Linked DNA regions of Mus musculus: region 1 is linked to region 2. A link is a loop called in an ENCODE intact Hi-C map of the cell type or tissue named here. Cell type or tissue: heart. All regions are shown on one strand. Each heading gives the region's core, and the rest is flanking DNA. Links, peaks and the distances in the headings are about the cores only.

Region 1 (16,175 bases), core at 3,994-8,993, 62 kb before region 2:
TGCTCAACTCCATCATCTACTGTCATCGGCTACTTCCTGAGGCTCTACTGTGTGTATGCTCAGCTCAGGTACAAGGGAATAAAGGTGGAATCTACGTGTAGCCTTAATATGAGTGGAGAGTCACCTCAACCTGTAATATGGAACATTAATTACCAGGAAATATGATTACACCCCATCCCACCCACCCCCACCCCAAAAAAGAGGAGCAGGTGAGCAAAGCAAGAGCACAAGTTTAGATAGTGTGGCTGAGGTGGGCATTCCTGAGGAGACTGCATTTGAGTAGAGCAGGAAGAGTTAGAACAAGCAAGGCAGATAACTGGGGAGAGAGGATTGTTGTCAAAGCTGACAGCAAGTGCAGAGGTCCTGAGGCAGGAATGTTCTGGGTGAATCATGTAGAAGCATGGTGTACCATGTGAGACCCTTTTGAACAAGATAAGACTTTCTGATTTCATTTCAAAATATGACGAGGAAGGCTTCTGGGTGGTTTATGAAGAGCATGGTGAACAATTTAAGGAGAAAGGAGCCAGAGAGGATGTGAGGAAGGCAGGTGTCAGAGCAGGGTATGATGCGGGTAGTGTGAATTATAAAGATAGAACCAAGAAGATTGGCTTACATGTGAGGAGGAAGAAAAAGATATGTGTAAAGGGACCCCAAGGCACCATGCCTGAGCTATGCCTTGACCAGAACTAAAATGAAGAAGGGGTTGAAGTGTCTCATGTCACACTCTACTGATTTTTGTGATCTTGTTCTCTCTCTCTCTCTCTCTCTCTCTCTCTCTCCCCTCCTCCCCACTCCAATAATTCTGGATTTCAACGTGGCTTACAGTCCCTCAAGGTCACACAGCTAGAGAGGGCAGACCCAGAAACAAATGAAGGTCTCTCCACCCCTAGGCTATGCGGGCCATCAATGGAAGCTGAGCTGTGTGACATCTGTTGTTTCTTTCCTCAGACCCTGCATGCCCTGACCTATCACAGGCTTGGTCAGCACTGGGACCACAGAAGGATGTGTATATCATTAAGCTGTCATCTTAATGGGCAGGGAGACCCAGAGAGGGTGCTGTGGACGGTCCCAAGCTCTGGACAGAGCCCAGTATTGCAGAGGAGGGGAGATCACACTGCTCACTTTAAAGCCTGCTTCCTGGAGCTTTCAAGTGGTGTGTGTTCCTTGGACAAGCATCTTACATTCTGCCTCAGTTTTCCCACCTGTGGAGTGGGGATAAGATTGTTTCTAGGGGTCCAGGTGAAAGAGTCTCAGGGAGGAGTCAGTATACTGGACTCATTGTGGATTGGGGCTCTCTGTGCGCTTCTATGCGTAGATTAGAAGTGTTTAACAAGGCACTCAGCCTTGGAACCCATGTCTTTTGTTATTCATAGATGTAATGAACGTTCTGCCTGGGCTTGCTGTGGGGAAGGCTCATCTCGGCACAGCTGGGCTGGCTCTGGGTAGAACCAGATCCCCAGAGCCTGAGAACACTGTTCAGGGCCTGACAATGCTTCCCACCCCTGATGAGCTTAGAGGGAGAGTGAGCAAGCTGGGCTAGGGAGCTTGCTTAGCTGCCTGTCTGCTTGCCTGGCGAGTGGTTCAGTCTCTGATTTTCCTGGGAAAGCACTAATTACCTCATGGCTCCCTGGGGGTGTGGTAAATGATCTGTCATAGCCCCGCCCCCGCCCCACCCCCAGCCTGGAAACACAGTTGCCTTCTCATAGGCTGACGGTGTCCTTACCTCTGCCTTTCCCTAAGAAGACAGGACCAGAACAAACTGACCATCTACAGGAAAGCTGGGGCCAGGCTCCTAAACCATTTGTGTCTTGGTTCAAAGTGTGGTCCCCAGACTTGGCGCATCAGCTCCCTGGGACCCCTGTTAAGAATGCAGATTCTCAGACTACCTGGCACCTCCTGAAGTTGGGGTGGGGTTTTGGAACCTATGTCTAACAATCTTTCTAGGGGATCTGAAGTTCACCCATACTGGAAAATCACAGGTGTGGGGGCTGTGGCCAAAGAAGAGATGATTATCAAGCACCCACCGTGGCCGCAGCACAGGCTGGTAGGGAGATACCTGCCTTGCAGTGTGAGTCCTTGTGACTCCTCACCTGTGAGCTGGGACAGAGTACTTTATAAACCTAACACATGCTAATTTTCTATCTACTGCTTATTGTTGAAAGTCCTGAGGCTGCAGTTTTAAGAAAAACAACAGCCAATAAGAACTCATTTAACCCTTACAAGAAACATTTTGGGTAGGGCCCTATCACTGCCCTAATCTACACAGTCCAGTTGGAGGTAACTTACTCCTTGGCTAATCTCAGTATGCTAAACTTTGAGCCATTGGATCTGTCCCCAGAGACAACTGCCGAGCCTCTGGGCTGAGCCAACCCATAGAGAGACGATGAAATGGGATAAAGGTCACAATGCAGACATACCACCGTACACACTAAGAAGGTAAATTTAAATTGGGATGAGGACATTGGGGGAGAAGCTGGGTAACAGGGAACTCTGGCAAGACCACTCTGACAGGCCTAGTAGAAGGGGTGGTTTCAACCTTTGTCTTTCCCTGCTGTAAAATGATGTAGTAATTAGCACTCCTCTCAGGTATGGCAGGACCATGTCACAAGAACAAGACTGCAGGGATTGGAGGGATGGTTCATCAATCAAGGATACTGGCTGTTCTCCCAGAAGATCTGGGTTCAATTCTCAGTACCCTCATGGTAGTTCATAACTGCCTCTAACTCCAGTTTGAGAGGATATGACCTTTCACACAGACATAGACACAGGCGAATATGCACAGGAAATAAAAATAAAGAAATTGTTTATTAAAAAAGAACAAAACTGCAAAGCATAGCAGATGCTGAACAAATAGAAGTATTTTATTGTTTTTTTAAGAATTGAATTCAAAGTTCAAATCTTGACTTCTTGGGGACCGAACAGCTACGTGTCCTACACAAGTCATGACCCCTCTGAGCCTCTGTTTTTATAGCTACAAAATGGGACTAACAGCAGCCACTCCCAGAAAGGGACTGCTGTGAGACCCAAAGTGGCCTACATCAGAGCTAGGCAGTCATATCGCTCACTCTCTGCTTCCAGCCTGCTCAGTGGCTTTCCCTCCAGGACAGGCGGCCTGCGGTCCAAGCTGCCCCCGGGGTCTGTGGTACTTTTATTTTTAATCGTTCTGGCTTCAGAGCTGAGGTCTCTAACTGTAAATGGTTCCTCTTGCCCTGTAAAAATAGGTCCTTGGCAGCTTGAGCCTCCTGAAGATACCACACAAAGGCAGCCAGGCAGGCTGGCCTGCTGATGCCAGCCCAGGGCTATGGGAATCAGGAGCAAGGATGGGCAAGGCTACATCAGTAGTACTGTGACTCTGCAGGCCCCAGCATGCCTGGCAGAGTGGCCCTGGTCAAGTCAATGTCTGTCTGGCCTTGTTCCCAGCATCTAGAAACATGGTGGGGTGTTTGGGGCCTCAAGGAGAAAGCATAGATCTTATGGCCTGGCACATACCAAAAATGCATTTGTTGCCCTTACAGAGGTCAAAACCTCCTGAGATTGCAATCATGTCCTGGCCATTAGTAGGGGAGAAGGAGGAGGAGAAAAAGAAGGAGGAGGAGGAAGAAGGAGGAGGAGGAGGAGGAAGAGGAGGAAGAAGAAGAAGAAGAAGAAGAAGAAGAAGAAGAAGAAGAAGAAGAAGAAGAAGAAGAAGAAAGAAGGAAGAAGAAGAAGAAGAAGAAAAAGCCCCTTATTGTTTAAGCCAAATAGCCTCATATAAAAGGATTCCCTGGCTGCTGAGTGAGGAATGGACAGGAGGGAGGGAAGAAATGGGTACTAGGTGAGAGTGTACACATATCTCCCATCTTGTAACTACACGGCCCCTCTTGATGGGTCAGGCCCTTGGCCTGACTCTATTCATCCCTCCCTGGAGCTCTGATACCCACCTGACATGTGAAGCATTACGGGTTAATCTGTCAGCTCCTTGAGCACAGCGTCATGGACCTGGTTTGTTCTTCCCAGCTGCCACATCTCGACTGCTCAGTGCACTGCCAAGCACACAGTAGACACTCAATGCATGCTGGTAAGTGCAGGGACCGTGAACGAATAACATCTGGATTAAAGCACCCAGACTGGCTGTTGTGATGGCTGATTCGTATCAATTATCTGTCATAATCTGTGTGCGACCCCAGGCAGGCTGTACCTTGCCCCTTTAGTTTTACACATTTGTCCACAAATCTCAGGGGACTCACAGCAACGGATGGGTGAACACAAGTGACTTTTATGTGGACAAATGTCAACTCCCCCACACTCAGATGTGAGAGTAAAGAGGGTAGTTTGGAAGCTCTGCTGAGCGCCTTTGCCAAAGATGCTATATATAAACAGCAGGTAGTACAATTATTATTCCTCCTAATCTCCCAGTTCCTAATCCCAGGCAGGTCGGTGTTTGTGTGTGCTTGCCCCAGAACAGATGAGCAGCATAGGGCAGGAGGCTGCATCATCTCTGACTCCAGCAGTTGGCTTTTTTTTTTTTTTTTTTTTTGAGACAGGGTTTCTCTGTATAGCCCTGGCTGTCCTGGAACTCACTTTGTAGACCAGGCTGGCCTCGAACTCAGAAATCTGCCTGCCTCTGCCTCCCAAGTACTGGGCTTAGGCGTGTGCCACCACACCCAGCTAATTTTGGAGGAGGGTTTTCACAAGGCTTTAGTGGACACCATGGTCCTATCAGACACAATTTAAAGAGCTGGAGACACTGCAGCTCAGCTCAGATGCTAGAACCAAGTTTTCTTTCTTGCCCAGGCCCCCGAACTCCGTATTCTCTTCCCTTCAGCCACCTCTTATTCCAACTATAGTGACCCTTTGAGTGTAACAATCAAGCATGGTAGGCCCTACTTGAATCTTGCCTACAGGGGTTCCTATTTGCAGAACCAATTCTCTTGGGCTTCTGGACCACCCTCCCGACGTGCTAGCCACATACTGTTGCCCTTACCTAACCAAGCTGACACACATGTGCACTTGTAACCTACACTCCCTACAAGACCTCCTCTGTTCATTCTTGTCTTCCCCTGCACCTTCTCCCAGTCTGCAAGTGAGTTCTTGTAATCCCCTAGGTCCAAAGAAATACAACTAATCTTCCTGCTAGGGCTGCCCCATGGTCCCTTAAGGATTGCTGCTGCCAAACACTTCTCAAACACTGTCCTTGCCCTTGGTACATGGTAGGCTCTTCTTAAAATGCAGTGCAAATATCAGCTCATGTAACTCTCCCAGTGGCAGTTCTGGGTCGCTGCTTATGTTGGCCTGGTCTGCTTTAAAAAGAGCAGAGACACAGAAACAAGGTCTTTCTCCAAGACTGCAGCTTCTTAGACCAGGAGGAACGATCTAAGGCTTGGAAGCTGGGTCCTGGGTTCAACAGATGCACCCTTCCTGCCTCTCAAAAACAAACAAACAAACAAACAATAAAAGAAGAAAAGAAAGAAAAAAAACTAAAAAATCTCCCAGGCTTTTGGTCATGGGTGCAGAGGACTCTGTGGTGTGTGTGTGCGTGCGCGCGCACCATTGCATAAGGGGCTTTCTACATCATTAGGCAATCATCCTCCACTCCTCTGCCCCTAAACATCCTCTTTATTGAGAGGATGGGCCAGTAGGGCCTGTCTTGCTTCATTATGTCCCTCAACCACCATTGTGAGAAGCAAAATTTGCTATCTCTGAACTTCCAACTCAGAAACTCTCCAGTTAATAAGAGAGGGTCTTGATTCCTCTTCCCTGCCTTGGTGCCCAGCCTTCTGCCGATTAACCAAGCACCTGACCTAGCTCATGGAAATCCAGAGCTAGGGTACATTTTGCATCCAGAGGCTCTGTCCTTTGGGATAGGCTCTCCTGTCCCTCCTCTTCCTCATTAGGGTAACTATTTTGCAGCCCAGGTCTCTCCTAGTACAGTGCTGCCTGGGCCCTCTCCACCTCCAATCTATTCTCCCTGATAGAAGGCCTCTGGTCTGTCTCCTCCCTAGGGCCCAGCCCTGCCCCTCTCCTTTCCCTGCCACAGCATTTTTGCTGCTCCTCTCCCCCAGCGCGTCTTTACCAAGAGGCACTGAAGTCCTTCCTACACACACGCTATTTTTGTACCATCACTCTCTCCTTCCTCTCCCCCTTCCCCCTGCATTTACTTCCTGCTTTTGCTATACCTCGGGGCCAGCTAGGAAAGATTTGGGCCCCTAGGACTCACGCCCACCCGGAGGCCGACCTTCGGCTTTGGGACACACAAGCAGGGCCTCTCGGGGAGGGGCAGAAAGCAAACCTCCCCGCCCCCTCCACTCTCCACCCTTGCAAGCTCCCCTGCCGCGGGCAGCCTCTTGCCCACTGGAGTCTAAGGACTGGCCGGGTGAGAGGCCGAGACCAGGGGGCGATCGGCCGCCACTTCCCCAGTCCACCTTAAGAGGACCAAGTAGCCAGCCCGCCGCGCCGACCTCAGAAAAACAAGTTTGCGCAAAGTGGTGCGCGGCCAGCCTCTGGGCAGAGGGAGCGGTGCTTCCACCGCCTGGCAGCCCTGCGCGCGGCGGCGCAGGTCCGAGCGGCTGGCGGGGACCCGCACGGGCAGAGCGGGCTCGCGCAGAGCCGAGGCGGGCGGCGCAGCTCGCGGGGCGCACTGGGGCGCGGGCGGGAAGGTGCGGGCGCGAGGAGGGGGCGCTCGGCCGGGCCGCCCTCGCGCTGGCCTCGCGACGGCTCCGCACAGCCCGCACTCGCTCTGCGAGCTGTCCCCGCTCGCGCTTGCTCTCCGATCTCCGTCCCCGCTCCCTCTCCCTCTTCCTCTCCCCCTCTTTCCTTCTCCCTCGCTATCCGCTCCCCCGCCCCCGTGCCTCTGGCTCTGCGCCTGGCTCCCTCGGGTCCGCTCCCCTTTCCCGCCGGCCTGGCCCGGCGTCACGCTCCCGGAGTCTCCCCGCTCGGCGGCGTCTCATTGTGGGAGGGGGTCAGATCACCCCGCCGGGCGGTGGCGCTGGGGGGCAGCGGAGGGGGAGGGGCCTTAGTCGTTCGCCCGCGCCGCCCGCCCGCCTGCCGAGCGCGCTCACCGCCGCTCTCCCTCCTTGCTCTGCAGCCGCGGCCCATGGAGCCCGCCGGCCCGGCCCCTGGCCGCCTAGGGCCGCTGCTGCTCTGCCTGCTGCTCTCCGCGTCCTGTTTCTGTACAGGTAAGCACCCTCAGCTCCTACTGCCACCCTCCCCAAGCTGCGGGCTCAGGCCCCGCACACTGTCGCTAAGCTAATGTCGACAAATCCCTGTAACGGGGGTTACAGATGCAGAGTTGAGGCCCAGAGAGGGTCAGCCACTTGCCCAAGGTCACATAGCCTAGGCTAGAAGCCGGGATAGAACTCTTCTTATCCGGATCTGCCTTGTGGACTGTGACTGGGTAGCCCAGCGTTGGGCTGCGGGGTATAGGAATGAGTTGGTTTACCGTACCCTTTGCCAAACCTGAATGGGGAAGCAGACTGGCAATTGCTTTGGGCAATCGGGCTCCTGGTTTCCCCATATGCTCCCTTGCTAGACTTGATTGGAGAGAGGGTCGGGGCAGAGGTTGGGCGCGCTGTTGAGCTGTTGGGATGGGGGAAGAGTGAGCTTTCGCCCTAGTACCAGAGCAAGCAGGGTTAGTGTATGGAGGTAGAGACAGGAAGAGAGGCCGGAGTAATCCACGGACCCTTGGGAGACACAGTGGATTTACCTGTGGTGGGCACAGCCCTCTCTGGATGGTCTCCTCCCCGCCACCCCCCTGCCTTCCTTAGGCAGGCTTCCAGTAGCTCCCTGCAGTTCCAGCATGTACCTGTGGCTCTGAGCTTGTCTTCTTTGTTGGCCTACATCAAACACCTGGCTGTCTCCAGCAGGAGGGCTCTGAAGGCCGGTTGGCCAAGGAGTGAGGTCACCATTCAGGAGAGCTGCATCTTAAAGGGGTTTTGCAAAAAATCTTGGGTCTCTTCTGGAAGTATATGAAGGCTAAAGACATAGCTGGGGAGGGACAGAAAGGAGCCTTATTTCGTGTCTTCTTGGATTGGTGCTATGGACATAGGGGTCTCTGTACAACCTTCCTTTTGCAGGGAGGTAAATCCAGCCACGGCACGCCGTTCTTACCAACATTTGCCTAGAGCTTGGCACCTGATGGCAGTGTAGAAGGAGGAAGAGAGAGAGTCAGCCTCAGGATAGAAAGGATAACAGGGTGGGAAAAGGGGTGTCTAGGAGTTCTCTCTGAGCTGCAGTGTTCAGGAACCCACTGGGTGCTCCCCACCAAGTGCTCCCCGCCAAGTGCTCCCACCCCATTCACAGTTTTCAGCTACCCTTGGGTCCTCTCAGAGCTGAATGATGAATTTCATCTCTCTCCTGTGAGTGGCTCTGAGGTCTGGTCTGCTTCCTCCTGCCTTACCAGTCCCAGCCCTACCCTGCCATGCTCCAGGGCTTGGGAATCTACAGGCATCTCTCCGAAGTACAGAACACTGGGCCCAGATTAATATCTAAATGTTGGCTCTAGACCTTTTTCTGACTAGGGTCCTGTGGCGCAGTCCCTGGCAAACAAATAGTTAACAAGTGTTAACAGCAGTCTTCCCTTCCTGGGTGGGGGTAGGGGTGGGGGTGGCGTGGAGGGGGTGGAGGTGGGGGGAGTGGGGAATGACAGCACCTTTCTTAAGAGCATATCTATCCCCCCTTCTCCACCCTCACCTATAAAAACAATCTATAAAATGATAAAGATGGGATCTTCCGTTCCAATCCACTCAGCATCAGTGACTTGAAAAAGTGGGAGCGGTGGAGGGGCATAGATTAACTTCATAGTAAGTAAGCCTTGGGAGGTGAGAATGAGATTCTGCGGGAGGAAGGGATGGTGTATGGCCTTTGAGTGCCAGCCTCCCAGCAACCTGCGCATAGTCCCCTTGGGGCTCAGGATCAAACCCACATTTTTGCCCCAGGAGGTACTTCAGCCCCTACTGGACTCAGCCTCCCTTGCCCAGGGCATGGGATTTACAGCACACAGAAGAAGTGGGACTGAAGGACAGACAGGTAGGAGGCAACTGTAGGTGGGACAGAAGGACAGACAAGTAGAAGGCAGCTGTCCAGTTTTCTAGGAAAATGGATTTGTTTAAGCAAGAACCCCAAATATCAGCTTAGAAAAGACATCTTGGATTGAATGACTGCTGTCTCAGGCAGAACTGTCGTCCTGGGAGGTGTCATGTGATCGCTGGGCTTCACAAGATCACTGCTTGGGTGAAGGGAGCTGGTCATGTGAATTATTGCCTCCGGGAGGCAGGAGAGGAAGTTTCTAAAGATTGCACTCAACAAATGATGCCAAAGGAAAATTCTAAAAAGATTCTGGTGAAGTCACCACCGTGGGTTCTTGCAGACTGTGTAGGGGCTGACCCTGCTATTCTGAAGGAACGAGATGGTGGCAGGCTTCACAGTCAACTACAGGATGCTTTCCTGGCCCTGGCTGGGCCTGAGCCCTGGGATGGACTGCTCTGCTCTAGTAGGCTGTATCCGAGGGAAGTTGAGGTTCCAGCTTAGAAGAGCAGTGAGCCCCTCCAGGGAGCCCTGTGACCCTTGGGTAGAGAGTAGCATGCTGACAGTGCCTCTGTGCTTTCCTAAGCACTAGAGCTGACCTCACTTCCTCTTTCGTAGGAAAAAGGGGGTGAGATGGGTGTTATCTGGTATGTCTAAGGTCCAGAGGCTTTTAGAAGGCCCATTGAAGGCTCAGTGTTCTCTGGGTGCTTTGTGGCCATTAATCATCCCTGTCCCCATCCCATGGGGGACACGAGCTGTATTTAAGAGGTCCCGACTGAGCCGGGCAGTGGTGGCGCACACCTTTAATCCCAGCACTTGGGAGGCAGAGGCAAGTGAATTTCTGAGTTCAAGGCCAGCCTGGTCTACAGAGTGAGTTCCAGGATAGCCAGGGCTACACAGAGAAACCCTGTCTCGAAAAAAACAAAAAACAAAAAACAAAAAAAACAAAAAAACCCCAAAAAAACAAAAAGAAGAAGAAGAAGTCCTGACTGTGTGTTGAGAAAGGGAGAAGAACCCGTGTTTATTGAGTAGGCCCAGTGCTTTGCCTGCAGTCTCATTTACTAGCAGTATGCTGTTTGGCGCTTACTAGCGATGTTCAGATGAGGAAAACTGAGTCCAAAACTTGTTCCAGGAGTAAGGAGCCGGAATTCTGGATCCAGCTTCTGGTGAGAGGAGTGAGTGACTTAGGCGTATGCAGCCCACATTGTTGGGGTGAGAAGAGCCACCTGAGGCTTGGCTGAAGAGCTACAGGAAGGTTCCTGTAAGCAAAAGCTTTTGGTCAGGTTTTCCCGAAGCCCACTGAGCGAGGAACTGGTAGCCTCTTGGCTTCATGGGGAGCGATGTGGTTTGAACAAGAGGCCCCATCTGGGCTGGTGAGCTCTGGATTCCCTAGCACTGGAACGTTCCTCCCTGCATCTTGCCCTTTGCAACAGATGGAGAACAGTGGGCGAAAGGAAGGGAGTCTAAAAGTGCCGAGTGGATCCCACACGCACCACCTCGCTACTTGCAGAGCCTGCGTGTGACAGCGTGTGACAGGTTATTTCTTATTTGTCATCATGAGCTGATGGAAGAGGACCCTCCTTAACTGTGTTCAGACTCCTGGCTGTGGACACAGCTCTGACTATATCATCATGTCACACCCCAGCTCAAAACTAGTGATGCCTTGGACCAAGTTTCCTAAAAAAAAAAAAAAAAGGACAGCAGGGCCTGGGTGTCCCCCGTCAGACCTCAGTTACATGTTTTCCAACAAACATACATGTTCATATGCTAACAGGGCTTCTTCACTGCAGACTGAAGCCTGGTTGGCCACTCATACATCCAGAAGTCCAGGGAGATTCTATGTGGGAGACCCCCAAGCTGTTCCAGTGTGTTATGAACAAGAGGCATTTGATTTATGCAATGTCTGTTAATATGCAAGCTAACCCAGTTTGGCTCTTGGACAAATCCATGCCCCCAGCTAGCCTCTTATCTCTCCACTTTTGCTCCTGCTGTTCCGCCAAGATGACCTTTCCTGTACTTCCTAGCTTCCCTTAGTCTGAATCCTCATCCCTCCAGGTCTCCTTCCCATGCCTCCTGCTCAGGGGGGCTAATTCCTCTGACCCTCTCCCATGGTTTTATCTGTTCCTCTCTGAGGCTACTTGTTACTTCTCCTTTGTTTTGTGACTGTGTGCATTGCATGTTTACCTCTCAGATCTGCTTCTGCAGCCTTACTGACGATTAGCCTCACCATGTACACACAACAGTGCCAGGACCCCCTGGGAGGGAGGCCTGGTTCTGCCACCTACTTGAACAATTTGCTGAACTTCCCTGGGTCTCCTTTTTTTTTCCTCATCTATAAACCAGAGATGTCATTAACAGCTCTTTCTCAAGGAGTAAGTCAATTAATGCAAATTGAGATGATGTTTGGAGCATGCCTGGTATCTGTAAGCTATCACCCAATCACTGCCTTATGCTTTGTGACTTGCTCATCCTGGTACCTGTTAGCTATCATGCTGTCATTGTTTTATATTGTTGGACTTGCTCATATCTTGAACTGGAATGGACTTTTGCAAAGCAGCCAACCTAGCACAGCTCCTATACATAGTGGGCACTCAGAAAACGAGGACCATGGGTAACTACATGCCAGTGTGGCTCAGAGAGCTCCCTTCTCCTGAAGCTTTCTCCTGGGGGGATGGACAGGTTGTGAGGAAACCAGCTCTGCGATCTAATTGCCTTGTTAGTGCCAATGAGCTGTGGACCCAGCCTGACTCTAGGTGTCTCCCTCTGGACTCACACATCTGAAATTGTGGCTTCGCAGGCCTGGAAAGCTGGAGGGGCTTGGGAGATAGCTGCTCACCGTGCAGCGGGGTAGAGGGCTTAGCACAGGTCTCCAGATCCAAAGTCAGGTCGGGTCAGGCCACGGAGGGAGGTGCCAGACCTCCTACAATACGTGCGGACACTTTTAAAATGGGGCTGGACATTTCTACCGTGAAAGCCAGAGTTCTGACAGGATCCTGAGCTCTGTGAGAAAGTGCTAAAAATAATCATCACAATCCTGGCCTCCGAGCAACTGTGTGTGATCCTAGTGGGTCTCAGAGCTACCCTGGAGTATGCACCATTGATGATTGATCATCTAACCCCCTTGACCAGTGAGGGGATGATGGCTCAGCAAGGTGTCTGCATCGGATGGCCACCCAGATCAATCAACCTGAGCTTCAAAGCCTCGGCTTTAGATGTCTCCTTGCTTTGCTTGACAAGTAGGGAGGCTGAAGACCAGGGCTTTTGGCACCCTGCTCTCTTGGGACATCTCTTATCTAGTGTTTATCCATCGGTGTATCCTCCAGGAGGTGAGGATATGGTGGCAGTGACCTTGCTGGTGCTGCCAAGACGGTGTGGCACGGGAAGAACTGAGCATTTCATGGGCCAAATGTGGTTAGGAGGACCCCATTCCTGTCTGACTTCCAACTAGGCATTCTGTTAGTAGATCTGTCAAGGAGTAGTGAGGATGGACAGAAAGGGTGAGGGAGGCCCTGCAACCACCCTGCGGCCTGGCCCATGTTTTTGTTCTCCCTGTCCCTATGGTACTCCGGAGTTGGGTGATGATGGCTCTGTCCTGCTGGGTCCATGCAGAGGCTCCATATTTGAGGCCTGCCCTGCTTTGTTCAGCTTTGGTGGTCTTCAGGTGCCTTTGTGGCCCTGTTATATGATAGCCTCGTCAGGTGCTTTGGGGCTCCAAAGGGCAGGTAGGGCCCCCCACCCCCCCCACCTCCACTGAGCCTCAGTTTTCCCTCTGAAGGCAAACTGAAGGCTTCAACAGGTCTCTCCAGCGGTGGCTCCCTGGCCAGCTTCCTTGGCACAGGAGGCCATGCACCAAACACCCTCTGTGCATTCACCCCTGCCTGACAGAGGGCCACATGTCCCCTTTCCTGCTCTGTGCACTGGCTTCCCCAGCTGCAATCTGGAAACTATTCTCACTCTTCTCTCCTGCAGAGGCTGCAAAGGGTTAAGGGAACTACTAGCCGAGCTGGAAAAGCTCTATGAAAGGAACCAGTGAATCACATCAGCTTAGCTGGGGAGAAATCCCATCCGAGAGCGGAGAGCATCTTGTGCTGGCTCAGTGCATGGTAACCACGGTAGATGATGTTTAATAGGTGTGTGTTGCTTTTAGAGAGGACTTTAGTCTGGCCAGGGAAATGCATGCATATCTTTGGCGGCCCAAGAATGTAGAAGCCTGAGTTGAAGGCTGCATCTTGAGAGAAGGACCAATGGTTGTGCCAGCTCCCAGGCTTGAGGGCCCCATGTCCTCACATGGAGGAAAGACTGGTAGCAGCAGCTGTCATCTTGTGGGGCCTTCTAGTCTGTCCATTGCCCTAGGAAGGCATGCCAGGCAGCACGGTGCTTGTTTCAGAGCAAGTCAGGACTGGAAGCTGGGAAGAGGCCAATGGGTTCCTGACCTCATCCCTCACTCCTGTGTAGGAAGAAGGCTCTTAGGTTGCTGAGACATTACTCCAGTGAATGTGGCAGTAGTCACTTCAGTCTCTCTCAGCTACTTCTGCTCCCCAGAGGTCCATGACAGTTCAAAGGGCCCTCACAATACACAGGTGTTTGCAGTTTCTGTGTCCTCACCCTGCCCCTGGGCAAACCACTGGGCAAGCCATATGCATTGCTTTGTCACCTTCAAGTTTTGTGTGACCCTGTTGCTGCTCATCCACAGACCCTGCGTGTGCATTCTGCATAGTGTTTGTTTGTTTGTTTGTTTGTTTTTAATGTATGTTAAGGCAGAGAGACCCTGTAGCCCTCCATCCCACCCCTAGCTGAAGGACACAGCCATCACTTCGCTCCTTCACCTTTAAACACCTGGATACATGGGAGTCACTGCCTTCACTGAGCACTTGTTGTCCTGGTGCTAAGTTCCTTAAGTGTGCTGGCCCCTTCCATCTGTGGCCTAAACCTAGAATCAACACCATCCTCATTTTACAGAGGAGAAGCCAGAGGTCCACAGTGGTTAGGATGCTAACTGGATTCTCATGGGTAGGAGGATGAGAATCCAAACCAAAACATAACTTTTAGCAAATGCCAGATACTGCTCTAAGCCTGAGAAGTGAAACAGTCTCTCAAAGTGCTTACAAGTCTGAGGTAGAGGATCGGACACTAAGAAAGTTAAATAAATGTGCAGTGTGTTAAGTGATAGATGATACTTAGAAAAATCAGCAGGGCAAAGTGTGGAGTGTACTGTTTTATGCAGGAGGCAGGAAAAGTGCCAGATAGGCCTGATCGAGGGTACAAGCCATGTTTGTAGACATCTAAGGAATGAGAAATGGACAGAGGCTCTGCGGTGATCAGAGAGTCTGGTCTGATTGCAAAAGAGCGAGGACCTGGGATCCTGGAGGCCACTGTAAGGGTCCTGGGTCTCGGTGGAGTGGCGCCCTCAGCAGAGAGCAAAGGGGAGATGCCCCGATTCAGGTCTAGAGGCTGCCTTGAGCATGACTTGTTGAGAGATGAAGTGGAGACAGGGAAGTCACTGAGTGGTCATGGCCAGATGGTGCAGAAGGAGCTACCACCCACCCAAAAGCATCAGAGTCAGAGACAGGAGGCCTGGTCAACTGGAAAGGCTTCCAATTTATCTCCACCACAGTGGGGCAGGGTGAGAGGAAGGCAGAGCCCATCCATAACTTGAGACTTGAGCCAGCAGGATTAGCTAATGGGTGGAGTGTGCAGCCTGGGAGGGAGGGTTGAGCAACCATGTGGTTCTCTACTCTGCTCTCCACCACCCAGCATGTGTTTTTGAGTAGGAACAGGACAGGATCCCTGCTTACAGATGAGGAAAGCTGCTTGGCCAAGTCACTGTTCTGGGGACAAGATACCCAGGCCTCTAGCCCCAAGCCAGAGCTTGCCACTGTCTGGATATCTTAGGAGTCTGCTGTTTCTCACAGAGGCCACCAGGGATGTGGCACAGTGCCCAGTCCTCAGAGATGCCCACAGTGGAGATAAATTGGAAGCCTTTCCAGTTGACCAGGCCTCCTGGTCAACTCCTAGCTCCTAGGAGTCATGGCTCCTAGCTCCTTCTGGCCATGTCCACCCAGTAGTCTGTCCAGTGGTGTCAGCAGAGCGTCCAGTGGTGGTCTGTACCCCAGTTGTGTACAGGAAGCCATCCTCCAGGATTCTGGGTTGACCCAGCTCCAGGTCAACCCTGTCCCAGTTTGCTGGGGTCCCAAAGACTCTGCTCTGGTCCCAGATGGAAAGGCCCTTGCCTCTCCTCCGCATCTTTACCCATGTGGCTTCTCCTGGATAGCCTCCTGTTACCTCACCTCCGTCAACCTGGGTCAGAGGCTGCCACCTCTAGGAGGTCTTCCTGGATTCAGCCCTTTCTAAGACCCCCCCCCCCAAGCATCATTTCATGACATCTCTTACTGATGTATAGTCATTGCTTGTGTCCAGGAGACCTCCAGAGTAAGCTATTGAAGGATAGGCCCATCTTCCTCATTTCCCTGTGGCATCTAGGACAGGCCCTGCCAGTAGAGGAAGCTTTGTAAGCGGGAATAGATGAATCACTGGGAGGAAAACCACTGATCAGCCACAGACAGCTGCCAGAGCCCTAAGCTCCCAACTTTGGAGTCCACACAACTGTATGCTGGGGCAACCCCCTCTAGAATCCAACACCAACGACCTCCTGTCCCTGAGGGCCACAGAGCACAAATACTCTCAGATGATTAGTACCTCCTGCCCAGGGCAGACACTTAGGCTGAGCACTGTGCAGATGTTACCCACTGGGAGTTGCTATTGCTCACGACAGAACCCCTCCTGTTTCCCTCCCCCATTCCCCTCTGTGAAGAATCTCATTTCACAGCTTCATCCGAGCTAGGCATGATCCCAACTTGCTACACTGGTAAACATGAGTACATGGGTACATAGTATGTTCATAAACAGCGACCCCTAGGTGCCTCCCTGCACATGTGCAGTACACACACACACACACCCCTACCTGCGCACATGCCCATCTGCACACACACATGCACATGCGCACACAGCCTGTGCACACACGATACACATAGGCTTTTTGTAGACGCCCTCCCACTGTTCACACTTTCACCCTCAGACATCCCTCCGCAGACTACCCACAGTTCAGACAATCTCTTCCTGTGGTTCACATCACCATGTTTTGTTTGCTCTCTACCTGTTCCCATTTGAACACACTG
Region 2 (16,175 bases), core at 6,588-11,587:
GTGCAGTTTTGAATTAATCTTATTTCTTCTGTGTGGTTATTGGGAAATAGCATAAGGTAAAGAAATACAGTCTCCCTTGTTAATCCATCCACTATATTTATATTAAAGATAATTCATTTAATGAAAAAGGAGGCCATGAATTTAAAGGAGAGCAGGAAGAGATATTTGGGAGAGTTTGGAGGGAAGAGAGGGAAGAGAAAAATGATATAATTTTATTATAATCTTCAAAATAAAAGAAAAATAACAGCAAAATTTCAAAGCAGGCAAGGTCTTGAGTAGGTAATTCTCTGAAGACAATCCATAAATACCCAATAATGGCATCATAAATAATGATATGAGATGATGCTCAGCTTCCCTGGTGTCTGAGGGTGTTCAATGCTGTGAAGAGACACCATGACCATGGCAACTCTTAGAAGGAAACATTTAATTGGGGCTGGCTTACAGTTCAGAGGTTTAGTTCATCATCCTCATGGCAGGAAGCATGGCAGCACACAGGCAGACATGGCGCTGGAGAGCTCGCTGGGAGTTTTATATCCAGATTGTCAGGCAGCAGTGAGACACTGGGCCTGGCTTGAGAATCTGAGACTTCAAAGCCCACCCCCATTGACACTCTTTCTCCATCAAGGTCACACCTCCTCATAGCGTCACTTCCTGTGGGCCTATGGGGGCCGTTTTCATTCAAACTCCACTCTGGGAAAGTGAAAAAGTACCATGGGATGCTGTCTCATACAAGGGCCATTTGGGGTTGTCAAGTAAATAAGAAAGAACTGGTACTGGCAAAGATGTAAAGAAACGGGGAGACACAGTCACTGCTGATGTAGAATGGTGCAGTGGCTGTAGAAGAATAGAGGGATGGTTTCCACAAGTAAAGACTAAGCCCCTGTCCTCTCCAGCTTCACTTCTGTGTACATACCTGGGAGATCTGGAAGCAGGGCCCATCCACCATGGAAGAGCTGCCCACCCATGTCCACAGCAGCACTGGACACAGCAGATAAAAGGTGGAGGCAACCCAAGGATCCAGCCACAAATGAATGTGGTAAATACGTTAATAAAATATTACTCATCTTGAAGAAGGAAATTTTTTTTGGATTTCTTTTAAATAAAAACTTATGTAGCTAACGAAAATCGTACACATTACGAACAAGATGTTTTGAAGTGCATATATTTTAGAATGACTAAATCCAGCTAATTAGTGGGTGTATTACTCATCTCTTTTAGAGGTGAGAACTCTTAAAAAATCTATTCCCTAAGCAACTGTCAAGAATACAGTATACCGTTATTACCTATAGTCACTACACTATACATAGATGTCTAGAATTTATCCAGCTTGAGTTTACTAAAACTATGCTCCTGACCAGCGTCTCTCCAGGCTTCCCATTCTACCCTTGGGAACCATCATTCAGACATCCACTTCCATGAGCTTGGCCTTTTCAGATCACATGCACAAGTGAGATCTTGCTGTAATTTTCTTTCTGCATCTGGTTTATGTATTTCACTTAGGAGGTCCTCCTTGGTCATCCTTGTTGTTGCCTATATGAGACTAGGCCCTCTCACGTTTTTTAAAGTGGAGACTTTAGAGATTATATAAAGCAGACATATTATGTCCACTCACTGTCTAGTCAACATGTAAGTCTCTGGGTTGGCTAACATGGATAATACTGTAGTGAAGTTGGGATTGCTCTCTCTTACATATTGATTCTCTCTCCTTTTAGCTACATCCCTAGCAGTAGGTTTGCTGCATCATAGAATGGTTCTGTTTTTAATTTTAACATGGCTAGTGGTCAAACATAGGGCCCTGTGTGGGCTAGACCAGTACCCTACCACTAAGCAACCTCCCAGTCTTACTTTTAATTTTTTTGAGGAAGGTTCATGCTGTTTTTGTACTTTCCATTCTGAATGCCCATGTTCAAGGCTTGTCCTATTTTTCCATACACTCTCACATACACTTTGCTTTTTTGATAATAGCCATCCTAACAGGTATGAAATACTGCCTCATTGCTTTAATTTATATTTGTCTAATGGCTAGTGCGTTTATAGACTTGACCTTCTATATGTCTTCTTTGGAGAAAAGTCTATTCCGATTAGGAGGGAAATGATCTCACACATGTTTCAACAAGAATGAAACTTGAAGACACACTAAGAGTAAGAAGCCAGACACAAAAGTATTCTTTGGTTCCCTTGTATGAGACATTGAGAATATTCATATGTGCAGACAGAAAATAGGCCAGTGGCCACCAACAGCTTGGGGAAGCGGGGAGATGAAGGACTTAGTGTTCACAGTATTGATGGGAGATGATGCTGGAAATCATCTTGCTGGGGAGGATGGGTCAGAAACATGGGAAATTCTTGTCTCTGGTGGTACCAGGGAGTGCCTAAACCAATCCTGAGATTAGCCTCCAGCCATAGATCCTGTTATCTAAGCTTTGTTTACTCTTGATTAATAAACTTCACAGGCTTCAGGTACAGCTCAGTTACTGGGGTGCCTGCCCGGCATGCACAAAGCTCTGGGTTTGAGTCCCAGCACTACCTAAACCAGGTGCAGGGGCACATGGGAAAGTGGGAGCAGGAAGGTCAGAAATTCAAGGTTATCTTCACATATGTAGTGATTTGAGGCCAGCCTGGGATATGTGAGAGACTGTCTAAAAGCAAAGCAATGCATGGACTTCACCTAGTTTTCCTTGGCTTTAAACAGGGATTGGCAATGACATTGCAGGCATGATTTTGCAAAGGTCCCAAGAAGCCATCAATTTAAGAACAGGCTTTTGTTTATATTTATCTTACCTTTTTCTTTTTTAAGTATGTTGGGAAAATGAGTGCAAGAAACCTTCCCTATCTTGAAACTCGGTTGGTAATGACCCAATTCTGAGAGTTCCAGTATCTGCCACTGGCCCCACTTCAAGGACAACAAGCCAAGACATTATGGTAAAAGGAGCCATCCCCTCTAGCCAAGGCCTTCTGACCCCAACTGTCCACTCAGGCAGGGTCAGCTGGGGTGACAGACAATGTCATGAATCCAAGTTAGGGAAACATCCTTCAAAATGAAGCTGGGTGAGTGTTTAATAGTAACCCTGTAGCCTGACTGGTGCTGTCTCCAGATTGGGTCTCACATGCGTGCAGCCTAATGCATTATCACTGATGTTGTGTGAGAAATGCAAAGAAGCCTGGGTTGCCATTGTAGCATGACCTTTTGCTAGAAGTTTTTGCTCAGGGCAATTAAATGTTCAGCTATCTCCTCCTGGGGAGTGCCAGCTTGCATTTTAATTAGGCTTAGAAGAGGGAGGTGGTAGAAAGGAAACCCAGACAAAGAATTAAAAAATAACAGTCTGCTTGACAAACAAAGCCATCCGTTTGCAGCTGTGAGTCTACTCTGCAGCTCTCTTCCCCTCTCAACTCCAGGATGCCTTTGACCCTCTGGGCTTAAAGCTCCTTGTCACGCAGTGTAGGGAGAGGTACAGGAGACAGCACATTCTTAGTGAGGAGTCCAAATCTCAGTGGTCTTACCACCTTCGAAAGAGTAGAAGGCATGAACCTCATTTTACAAATAAAGAAACTCAGGCTGAGAAAATAATTGGCTGTAACCTGACTTAGAACAATAAAAAAGGCGTAAACTACTGAGAGAGGGAATCACAGTAAATGATGTTGACTCAAAGGAGCCAGCCCTCAGATTTGGATCCTTTTTACATGAAATGCTAGAACCAAGAACCAGTGCAGCTCATCCCATCTGTCAGGAGCTGGGGAGAAGGGGAAAGGGGTCAGAAGTACAGAGGGGGCTTTGGAGAAAGGGGACGTGTTTTGTTGTATGCAGCTCCAGTGAGAGTGTCTGGATAGCAGACCTGGACAAACTAAACTCAAAATTGGTACACTATTTATAAGCTTTAATAAAACTAAGCTTAAGAAAAATAATATGGTGGGTGGCTGTTGGGAGTCAGTCTTGGGCACTATATGATGATATATAGATGCTGGCTTCTATGCCCAGACATTTGTTTGCAGTCTGGACACTGGTATGGTCAAGCATTTTCGGTTTCAAAGTTATGTAAAAATTGTTTTTCATCATCTCTAATTGGTCATTAAAGAGCTGATTCAGCCTATAACTGAGCAGAGAAGAGAATAGGGCGAGACTTCCAATCCCAGTGAAGGACTCTCAATGAGTCAGAGAGAGAAGTAGGAGAAGAAGGTGTAGAGGAGACCAGGTTGAGAGACCAGGAGGATGAGCCATGAGGTCATGCGGAGGGTCATCCTGGGAGTCCCCATGCGGACACACATGGAGAAGAGCAAGTCGGGCAAGACTCAGATTAAAGGTAAAGGACCACGAGGCTAGGAAATATGTGGGGCTGTGCAAGACAGCCTATTTTGGTTGAATGAGGCTTGCTCCGGAGACCCACTAGGAAACTCTACAAAGGGACAGAACAGTGAGCCACGTTCCCAAAGACAGGTACCTGACATGCAGACAATAACCCAATCTCCTGGCATTATGGCTAGACTCCACTCCCACAGTTAACTGACTATACCAGGTAGTTCCTCCCCACAGTTACCTGGCAACAGCAAGGTAGCCCAGCCCACTATAAAAGGGCTGCTTGGCCCCTCCTCTCTCTCTTTAAGCTCTCACCTTTCTTACTCTCATCTCTAGCCCTCCTTCTCGCTCTCTCTTTCCCCATCTCTCCATGTGGCCATGACCGGCCCCTCTCCCTCTTTCTACCTTCTCTCTTTCTTTCTGACTTTCTACAATAAAGCTCTAAAACCATAGACTGTCTCTGCTCATCAAGGTCCATTGTGCTTAAATGATGGAATAGGCTTTCCCCTAAAGAGCCGTATCTAACCTCCCTCTGGAAGGCCTTCCTGCACTCCAGCCACCGACCAGACCAAGGACTCTCACCTGAATGGGAACCACCCAGCGCCCCCTCGCTCTCTGCCCTCTCTTCCTTTCGGCCCCAGGGATGACCGAGCCGCCCCCTGGTCCCCTGGGGCCTCCACTGTGTTCTCAGCTCTTCCGTGGTGTCCAGCGGTGTTTGGGATGCCCAAGACTGAGAACCTGTTATCTCTGGCCTCCATGAGGCCCAGAGACCTTGGACTGCCCCTTGTCCAATCCCCCATGGGCTGAGTCCATAGCTTCCCACAGCCAGACACCCACCCAGGGCCATGTGGAAAGCATGCAGCAGTCCTCCCTCATCTGCCTGCCCAGAGCTCTGGAACTCTGGTGGGACGCAAGTTTTCTCCCACTCCCTTTATTCCCCCATGCCCACTGCCCTGCAGAAATAGGCAGCCTTATAAGGTTCGAATAGCTTAGAACCTGCTCAGCATAGTGCCAGCAGCTTGTAAATAAAAATACAAGGTCCCTGTGTCATTGACTTGGGAGCTAAAATAGGCTAAAGCAGGCATAGCAATGCCTTGCAGTTATTTGGGAGCAAACTGCCCAAAATATTATTGCAGGTGGTGGTAGTACATGCCTTTAACCCCAGCACCCTGAAGGCAGAGTGAGGTGGATCTCTGTGAGTTCAAGGCCAGCACTGTGTGTATGCCAATCCATTTAAATCCCTCACACAAACCTATAAAGGTGCTGTAGTCATTTGAATGAGGAAGCCCCTCATAGGCTCTTATGTTTGAATGCTTGGGTCCCAGTTGGTGAACCTGTTTGGGAAGGATGGGGAGGTGTGGCCTTGCAGTAGGTGTGACACTGGAAGGTGGGCTTTGAGGTTTCAGAAGTCCATGTGATCACCAGTTAGCTCTACATGTGAGTTCCCAGCAACTGCTCCAGCATCGTGCCTGCCTGTCTGCTGCCTGCCATGATGGCTACGAACTCACTCTCTGAAACTGTAAGCCCCAAATATCTAAAAGAAATTCCTTCTTTCAGAAGTTGCCTCGGTCATGTTGTTTCAATTACAGCAATAGAAAAGTATCCAAGACAAGTGTCATGAGGACCCAATTCCAAGTTGAAGAGACTGAGGCACAGCAAAGATTTTAAAAGTCTCGCAAGGTGACATCTGGGAAGAGACAGAGCCTGGATTAAAATCCAGCAGGCTGATCCCTGTACCCAAAGTTCAGAGCAGGCATGGTGGCCCAGGCCTGTAATCCCAGCACCTGGGAAGCTGAGGCAGGAAGATCTTGAGTTAAAGTGAAAAGAAATCCAAGTTTATCTCTTTGAAATTGCTTGGGGCAGCATTCCTTCTAGGAACTTTTTTTTGTTTTGTTTTGTTTTGTTTTGTTTTGTTTTTTGAGACAGGGTTTCTCTGTGCAGTCCTGGCTGTCCTGGAACTCACTCTGTAGACCAGGCTGGCCTCGAACTCAGAAATTCGCCTGCCTCTGCCTCACAAGTGGTAGGATTACAGGCATGAGCCACCACTGCCCGGCTGGAACTTTCTAACAGCAGAAAAGGAAAACCCATTCATTAGAGAAGCATTTGTTCTGTGCCTTCTTCAAGTTAGAATACAGACAGAAACATCACTCTGACGAGGAGGAGGAAAGGAATCCCCAGCTGATGGATATCACATCATGGTGCGTGTCCGTAGTCCCAGAACTTGAAAGAATGAGGTAGGAGGAGGTGGCTTCAGCCTAGGAATTTGAGGTCAGCCTGGGTAAGTTAACAACAGTCTGTATCAGGAAGGAAGGAAAATAGGAAGGAAGGGAGGGAGGGAGGGAAGGAGGGAGGGAGGGAGGGAGGGAGGGAGGAAGGGAGAGAAGGAAGGAAGAAAAAGAAAAAGAACCATGGACCACAGTTAGCATCGACGCAGAAGGAAGGAAAAGGAACTTCAATGGCAAGCAGTGTCACCCTGGCCTGCACGGGAGATTTCTCCGAGAAACAAGCTGTTTCCCAGCATGTATGACATTTCCCAGGCACTTGACATCCCTTTCACAAGACAAGCTCAGCTCTGGCCAAGTAGAGAGGGTTCATTTTTCCCAGGCCGCTGCAAAGGCTCTTTGAGGTCACACCTCCTTAACACCTGGAGGCTGCTGGGATCCCAGCACATTTCACAAATGGCCCATGTACATTCCCCTGGGGACATGCCAAGTGTCATGTTCTGCCACACAGGAACAACAGCACCGGTGACAGCTGGGGCTCCACGGGGACTCATGCCTTAAGCCAAGTGGCTTGTAGAGTCCTGTGTGGCCTGGTATGGGGATGTGGCTTCTGCCGCTGCACCATTAGCTTCCACAATGATGAGGTCCCAGCTGGGCACTTTGAGCACATCCTCCAGTGTATTCTTAGCAGCTCTGGTTCCCCGGTGAGGATAGAGAAGGGGAGAGGGGGAGAGTTTGTCCTAGTCACTGGGTGCTATGAGGCGGGGGGGTATAACTGGCATCGACACCTTCCCCTGACTTCACAGCTTCCTATCTCCTACCTTCCCACTCACTGAGATGACCACTGTAAAATCATTTAGTAAAGTCTTTCGGGAGGCTAGACCCTCTGACTTCCTACGCCTACTTCCCAGCTGTGTGCCTTGTTCTTGTTCAACTCTCTCTCTCTCTCTCTCTCTCTCTCTCTCTCTCTCTGCCTCTCTTTCCTTCTCTCTCTCTCTCTCTCTCTCAACCCCCTTATCCCTATTTATCCCTAGCCGGACTGAAACTGAAACTTAATACATAGACCAACCTAGCCTTAAACTCACAGCCTGAATTTGCCTCCAGAATAAAAAAGAGAAACACGTTGTCTCCATAATAATTAAATAATTAAAAGTATTCAAGTTTCTTAACCTCTTTGACCATTTTCTCCTTTGTGAATGGTCCCAAACACCATGCCAACCTGAGAAAGTTATTGTGAAGCCCAAATTAGATGTCAATAAATATGACAGTGGTTAGACCTAAACCCAAGTGATTGTGAGTTCTCAAAAGCAGGCAGCTGTGCTAAGCATGTGGTCTTTGTGCTTTCTGTAAGCCAGCTCTTATTTACTGTGTGTATTTGGGACATCTCCTAAGAAAAACTGCATCTTTTTCAACAACTTACATTCATTTATTCTCTCATTTGCCAAACCTACAGAGTGAGCAGCTTCTGAGTGGGGACACCAGATAGGGACACACCGTCCCCTGAATCCTCACTCTCAGGCCCAGTGGGAGAGATAAGAACAGAATCAATTGAGACTGCATCACTTTATGCTGAGTGTAACGGGAAAAAAAAGTAAGATAGGCAAAGCTATAGAAAGATACTGGGCTGGAGAGGGAAGCAGAGGGGTGACATTTATACTTCTCCCTGGGGTGGGAACAGTGACTGTGTATAGAAATGGACTAGAGGTACACCATGGAGAAGTGTAGAAATCATTAGACTCCTGGAGGCAGACACATGAGGCAAATGGCGGCGGTGGGAGAGATCCTGAGGCCGCCTCCAGCTGAGAGCATACATACCTCCGGGTTATAACCTGCAGGTCCAGATGAGGAGAAGGAAAGAGGTGAAGGAAATGAGAAACAGGTTGTCTCCATAGTAATTAAACTGGAAATTCTGTCAATGCAGTCTTGTTCTATTTCTATTTTACAAATTCTTATAATAAATTTTGCCATAAATATCATTGCGCAAGAATCTTAAGAAGTGAAATGGTAAGGTCAGAGCCATGAACATTACTATCATAATGCCACACTGCCTGAATCAACCTGGCCAGCTCTCAGATGCTATGTCTCTGAGAACACTCTGCCCACACCCTCTGTCCCTGGCCCAGACCCAGCAGTTGTGAATGCAGTTGGATCGCTTGATGCAGCATAGAACCAACAATAGTTCAGAAGAGACTGCCTAGGGCAGTGGTTCTCAACCTTCCTAATGCTGTGACCCTTTAACACAGTTCCTCATGTTGTGGTGACCCTCAACCACAAAATTATTTCATTGCTACTTCATACCTATAATTTTGCTATTGTTATGAATAGTAATGTAAATATGGGATATACAGTATATCTAATATGCAACCCCTTGGAGTCACCACCCACAGGCTGAGAACTGCTGGCATAACTGAGCTGCTATCATCTCCCAGGAAGTGGGCCAATTTACTGTCATTCTTCCAATCACACAGACTTTTCTGTCTGTTAAGCCCTGAAAGCAAGGCCCTGCCCTAAGATGGCAGTGAACCGAAGCCCTGCAATTTCAGATACTAAAAGCTCTATAGCAAACCCCCTCTAGTACCAGAACCCAAGAGATCCACCGACCTCTGGAGCCCTCTCATTAGTGCCCATCTGGAGCCCCACCTGGCTTTCTTCTCTCCCATCTCCTTGGGGTTCCCGGTTGTGGCCACCACCTGCCGGTCAGGGATCTTCTGGTTTCTTTTCCAAATCACTTCTGCTGCTAAGGTTTCCTTCTCATACACAGCTTTTGAAAGAACTTTCTTTTCATCAGTAGCCACTGCGTCTGAGATGGGAGCACTGTTTTATCATTCCCTTCACTCTGAGCCCTAGTCTCTAGTTCATTTTGGGGAAGGAGTGGGTAGCTACCATTTCAAAGGTTGGTAGGCAGTGTGCGTGTGTGCCAAGTTGTTTTTAGTGCTGGCAGTGGGGCTGTTTGGAAGATCCTTTATGTTATCTTCTAAAACTGATCTGGTGGATTAGGCAGGGTTCTCTACAGTGACGGAACCAATATACACGCACTATAACAGGATTTACAGCATCATCTTACATGGCAGGGGCTGGGTAGTCTAACAATGGCCTCTTGCAAGATGTAGGATCGAGAATGTGGTAGCTGCTCAATTTGTGAAGCCGGAAGCCTCAGGAGACCCCTTCCAGGAGGTGCTTACAAAGCTAAGCAGGTTTCATGAGCTACAGACAGAGCAATGGCATATGTGCTCAGTGAACACGGAGAAGCCTAGCTGGAGCTGTTACTCCCAAGGCTCAGTTTCACTGTTTAGGCTACACTGTAGAGCTGAGAAGTTCTCAAGGGACATAAGCCTTCAGGATAGAGTCAGATGCCTACGTGAGACTCTCACAGGCGTAGTTCACCTTCTCCCCAACTTTCATTGTCACCTGGGAGGGATGAATAATCCCCAAGGGCTATTTCTTCTCACCCATAGCATGGCGCCATGTATACTGTGCAAACAAAAGTCTCTTCGACCCTGCCTGCAATTAGTGCCACCCCTCCCAGAAAGCTGACCACTGACAGCAGACAAGCTCTTACTTTCATTCCTCTTCCCTCTGGGCTGTTTGGACCCTTCCTTTTATTACAATGGAATCACATTGTGCATATACTTATAATTCTATTAAAAGAAAAGATATATACCCAGCTTTTTCCATGTCCTCCTCCAGGGTCTAGCCTGAGCCAACAAAGGAAGTCCACATGCCCAGATTTCATCTCAAGAATAGCAACAATATGAAATATCAAGTCAGTGTCTTCTCTCCAAAACCTCTCAGTCCTGCGGCAATGTTTGTCAATGAGAATTGCCTAGTTGAACTTCAGGACAAAGAATCATAAACTTCATCAAGAAATTCAAGGAAGTTAAAGAAGACCCAAAGAAACACCTCAGTGAGATTAAGTAGGAAGAGTTTAGAGCTGATAAATGCTTGAATGATGCCCCCAAACACAGACATAAGGCTGATGGAATGAGGAGGATCTAAGACTTGAGAATGGAACTCAACTAGGAGATAGCAACGCTGTTTAGGAAGATTTTGAAGAGGACTCAATCTGAAAGAGAGATGGAATTGGAAAACCCATTACCTGAAAACTCTAGGAAAGCCTTAGGAATAAATAAAGCTAATGAATAAAGCAGAAGAAAGACTATCAGGACTTGAGGATAGAGGATCTAGACAAAATAAGCAAGGAATATGGGATTTTTTTTAATCACAGGAAAGGAACACACAGAAAATGAGAGACATGAAAAATATCAAACCTTCGAATTATGAGCATAGATGAGAAAGAAGGATCCCACCTCAGTGCCATAGGCCAGGTCTCTTTGATAATTTTACAGAAGAAAAATTCCCCAAGCTAATGCGTGTAACCCCATGCAGATACAAACAACACATATAACACCAAACAGACAAAATCAGAAAAGAAGATCACAGTAAGATCATACTTAATACACTAAGTATCCATAACAAAGAAACTATATTGAAATCTATAAGAGGAAAAATACAAGTCACATATAAGAAAAGCCCACCAGAACAACAACTAATTTCTCAATGGAAACTTTGAAAGCCAGAAGAGTCTAGAGAAATGATTTCCAAGTTCTAAAAACCTATGATGGCCAACAGAGACTAGTATACCCAGAAAAACTGTCTGCAATAATTGAATGAGAAAGAAAAATTTTCTTCAACATAAACAGCCTACAAAATTTATGGACAACAAGCCTAACCTACAGAAAATTCAAGAAATATTCATTCAGTTGGAAAAGATGGATGACCATAGCAGAGAGACTGTGGAAGGAAACATGATGCCATAATTACTAAGGCACAAAGTATTACTGAGAATACAACCAGCCTCAAAAGTCAACAATGCAATGACCATAATTAACACACACATTTCATTAATAACTTTAAATTTCAATGGCCTCAATTCTCCAACCAGAGACACAGGCTGACTGAATGAATCAAGAAACAAAATCCATCTGTTATCTTAGACAAAAAATGTCTCATTTTAAAGTTAGGAACTGCCTTAGAGTCAAAGGATGGACTGCGCTCCAATGAAAGGGGGCCAGGAATCAAGCAGTCATTGCTTTCTAACAGATGACAAAATAGACTTCAAATAGAGCTAATAAGAAGAGATAAAGAGAGACACTCTATTCTAATCAAGGGAAGTTAACCAAGAAGGTATTATTTACTTAAGCATATATGCACCAGATTCCAGAGCACAAAGTTTCATAAAAAAATTTGCTACTGGATTTAAAGATACAGATTTACCCCAACCCATTAATAGTAGGCAATATCAATGCTGCACTTTCTCTAATATATGGGTTGTTTGGACAATAAACAAACAAACAAACAAACAAACAAACAAACAGAGAAGCATCAGAAGTAGAAGGGAGAGTTTATTGGGCTTGCAGTTCTAGAGGGATTCAAATATTTCAGCAGTTGTGAAGTATCACCGAGCAGCAGGCATGGCGGCAGGCTAGAGCAGGATGCTGAGTACTCCTAGCCTTTGCCATAAGCCCAGAGCCAAGACACTGAACTGAAAGTAAGACGAGGTCTTCCGCTCTCAAATCCTGCTTCCTCCACCACCAAGTTCACATAACCTAAACGTCCTCCCAACAGAGCCACTAAGTAGGAACCAAGCATTCAAATACCCAAGACTATGGGGAACATTCCTCATTCAAAACACTAGAACTCATAAGCATCCCAAATCCTGCTCCTGAAAAGCAGACTCGGACTTGGGTCCACCCCCACATGTGGGTGTGTCATTTATAAACCTTTATCTTTTACAGCAATCCTCAGTTTCAGTGACTGACACACTGTGTGGTAGGCAAAACAAGCCAGGGTGGGCAATGTAACAGTGTGGGCAGTGTAACAGTATGGACAATGTAACAGTGTGAGCAGTGTAACAGTGTGGGCAATGTAACAGTGTGGGCAGTGTAACAGTATGGACAATGTAACAGTGTGGGCAGTGTAACAGTATGGACAATGTAACAGTGTGAGCAGTGTAACAGTGTGGGCAATGTAACAGTGTGAGCAATGTAACAATGTGGACAATGTAACAGTGTGGATCGTTTTCAGTTAACATGTAGTTTCCTTTAGCCAAGGGTCCTTGAGTGCTGGATTCTCAGTTAATCCAGAACCCCAAGGCCAAATTCGTGCCCACAGGCCAGGGGGGCGTCCATATAATGGAGAAAAGGAATGAACCAGTCACCCCTCTTTCTTTTACCCTTGACTTGTCTGACAAGGACTCCATCAGAGGACTCGGTCAATGGCTCCTGCTTGTTCTGCTGTTTCTTTCAGGAATCTCAACTTAGGTTGGTAGCTGTCTAATTTATTATTACACGGTGCAGTGCTGGATAATTATACACTGTGGTATAATTTGTTATAACTTGGGCTGAGGCCTATAACTGTATAATTTATCATTATACAGTACGGGGCTGAATAATATGAGGAGTGTATAATTTACTTCAGACTTACAAGCCTAACCTGCAATCCAGAGGCAGCAAGCAGCCTATGCAAATGATTAATATTTCTACAGTAACCTCAACCTAGATATTTCTGACATCTTTCCTTGAGCTTCCCAGAACCAGCCTGGCTGGGGTTGCCAAATTCTTGACTCTTTTGTCTCAAGCCAAACTCAAATTTTGGCAATCCTAGCCTAGGCCCAATGTGTGTTGCGTATTGAATTATGGAAAAGGAATACCAAAGATTCCGGGAACAGACGTTATCCTTGAGTGGCCACAGTTGGCTGAAGGTGATGTGTGCAGCCTTGGGGAGATTGAGGTAGCCGACCTTGCTGGGGAAAGTGTGTCATGGATGCAGGCTTTGAGAGAGTAAGGCTGTGATCAGAACCCAGCTTCCAGATCCACAGAAGGACCCTCAGTTTATAACTTCTTCCTTTTGTTCATGTGATGAGGGCTCCTCTGGTTCTCAGTGCTGAGAACATCAAAGAAGCATACCCTTCCCCGCATGAAGCTTGCATTCAGCTAGAAGATTAAGTTCCTCTGGTCCCTCGTTTCTCAAAGTGTGGTCCCCTAGACCAGCAGCAGGGACTGGGGACTGGGTAGAAATACAAAATGTCAGCCACCTGGACCTGCTGAGTAACCCGGTACCACTACAGCAAGTGGACCGTACTACTACGATCCCCATGATGTCACAAGCACAGCCCAAGCTCCAGAAAAGCAATTTCTGCTGCTGGTTGCTTCCTACAAGTGTGCGTCCCTCACCAAGCTCTATCTTCTTCCTCTGCATTCTCCTTTTTGTGCAGGAACATTTTACCTTGCTACCTTTTGGAAATTACAACGATGTCACAGAGAGGTAGGAAGGGGAGACAGAGAGGAGAAAAACAAAATCACTCAAATCTCCATTATCCAGAAGCGGCATTGTTAATATTTTAATGACTCATTTACAAGCAAGATAAGTTTAGAACATTACATATACACACATATATGTCATATATATGTGCTTAGAACATTATGTACACACATATATATGTCATTATATATACATACATATATATATGTTTAAAACATTACACACATGCACATATGTATATGCATATAACAATGAGTAGGCTATATGGAAGTCAGAGGACAACTTCGTGGAATGAATTCTTTCTTTCCAACTTTTTGTGAGTTTTGGGAATCAAACTCAGGCCTTCAGATTTGCACAGCAAACACCTTTGCCCAGTGAACCATCTCACCAGCCCTGCCACTTCTGTAAGATTTTTTTCAACATCGTTTCAAGGAACGTTGGACTTTGAGCTACATAGCAGTTCTCATCCCAGAAGGTTTGCTCAAACAAGGGTTGCCAGGTCTCATCCCAAAGCTTCCAGGAAGGAGAGCCAGTCATGGGACTAGCATTTTCTAGCAAGTTCTAGGTGGTGTCCATCTGCTGCTCCAGGGGATTGCTGGCCTCAGGGGTTTGGAACATCGGGGTTTGGAATCCAGCTCTGCCACCTGCTGCCTATACACAGGAAGATCAGTCTGAGGGACTCTCCACGTTCGTATCCTGCACCCACCGCACAGTATCCACCTCCTAAGATTAGCACATGGGCCATGGGTCCAGAGAAAAATCAAATACTATTGTTCTGCTAAAGCAACACAGAAATAAAATGGCGTTCTTGCAGTAGATGGAAAAGACCATAGAGACCCCAAAGATGAACAACACACAGTGAACAACCTCTGCCCTCAGGGCTCAGGTAGCTACGCAGAAGAGGAGACAGAACCATCTTAAGAACCAGAGGTGATGGATGGACTAAGGAAATGATGTCTCCCAGACACAACAAGAGTGGTGCAAGCATGAACTAACAGAGACCCTGGCAGCAAGCACAGAGCCTGCACAGGTTCAAACCAGACAGGGTCCCAGCACTGAGCGGGGAAGTGGACACAGACTCCCACCTCTACACAAGAAGCTATCTTTAACTGATACCTGCTTGCAAAGGAAAAAATAATTTCCCCCATTGGAGTCTCTCACTGGTTATATGAAGCATAATTAAAGGCAGTCCCCATGCCCAGCAACACAAAACAAACTCAGTAGTAATTTTTGTAGACTTTTTGTCTTATACTTCTTGGTTTGAACACTCTCACAAGCACATGCACGCATGTGTGCGTGCATGCGTGTGTGGGCTTTCGTGTTGTTTACCTATTAGAGAAAAACAGAGCAAAAAGGCCATGGAGTTGGGTGGATGGGGAGATGTAAAGAATTCAGGAGAGGCTGGGGGAGGGGAAACTGTAATCAGAATATAATGTATGAAAGTTTTTTCTTTTTTTTGTCTTTGTTTTTCTTTTCTTTCTTTTTTATTAGATATTTTCTTTACATACATTTCAAATGCTATCCTGAAAATTCCCTATACTCTCCCCCGCTCTGCTCCCCTACCCACTCCACTTCTTGGCCCTGGCATTCCCCTGTACTGGGGCATATAAAGTCTGCAAGACCAAAGGGCCTCTCTTCCCAGTGATGGCCTACTAGGCCATCTTCTGCTACATATGCAGCTAGAGATATGAGCTCTGGGGGTACTGGTTAGTTCATATTGTTGTTCCACCTATAGGGTTGCCCACCCCTTCAGCTCCTTGGGTGCTTTCTCTAACTTCTCCATTGAGGGCCCTGTGTTCCATCTTATAGATGACTGTGAGCATCCACTCCTGTATTTGCCAGGCTCTGGCATAGCCTCATACGAGACAGCTATACCAGGGTCCCTTCAGCAAAATCTTGCTGTCATATGCAATAGTGTCTGGGTTTGGTGACTGATTGTGGGATGAATCCCCGGGTGGGGTAGTCTCTGGATAGTCCATCCTTTCATCTTAGCTCCAAACTTTGTCTCTGTAACTCCTTTCATGGGTATTTTTTCCCTATTCTAAGGAGGAATGAAGTATTTTTTTTCAATTAAAACATACCATCACAAGGACTGCATGACCACATTGAATTAGTAAAACACCAAGGAAGTATTAGTTATATTGTTTATACCTGTAATTTCATAGTTGGGATTTATTAATAATCATCTATAAATGTTGTCTTGATGCTATCCTGTGTGTTTCTTTGCAAAGGCCACATGGCTGTTCTTTAGGTGAGTTCTGTTGATGACCATTTCCTCAGACACAGTTCTATGTGCCTGTCTATGGGTTCCTAAAGAAGGGAAGGTGCTAAATTCAAATTGC

Evidence for each region. Peaks named below come from ENCODE experiments on the same cell type or tissue, not always from the same donor. Only the 100,000 strongest peaks of a DNase experiment are listed, where the experiment ranks them.
Region 1: it touches region 2 in a loop (3-fold over the local background); 2 of 42 quality-filtered maps call a loop at or near these places.

Annotation. Positions count from the first base shown.
Region 1 is chr2:129,586,541-129,602,715 of GRCm38, forward strand. Sirpa (signal-regulatory protein alpha) reads left to right here and starts at 6,299. Exons shown (of 9, transcript NM_001355158.1): 1 at 6,299-6,535; 2 at 7,064-7,154. The coding sequence starts at 7,073. In heart, for the core only: no CTCF peak of the experiment used is centred there; DNase peaks (open chromatin) are centred at 5,551, 6,191, 6,871 and 7,681; H3K4me3 peaks cover 2,459 bases; H3K27ac peaks cover 2,774 bases.
Region 2 is chr2:129,645,812-129,661,986 of GRCm38, forward strand. No RefSeq gene overlaps it. Among named protein-coding and RNA genes, the nearest start is that of Pdyn, 46 kb to the right of the region's middle. In heart, for the core only: no CTCF peak of the experiment used is centred there; a DNase peak (open chromatin) is centred at 7,010; H3K27me3 peaks cover 300 bases.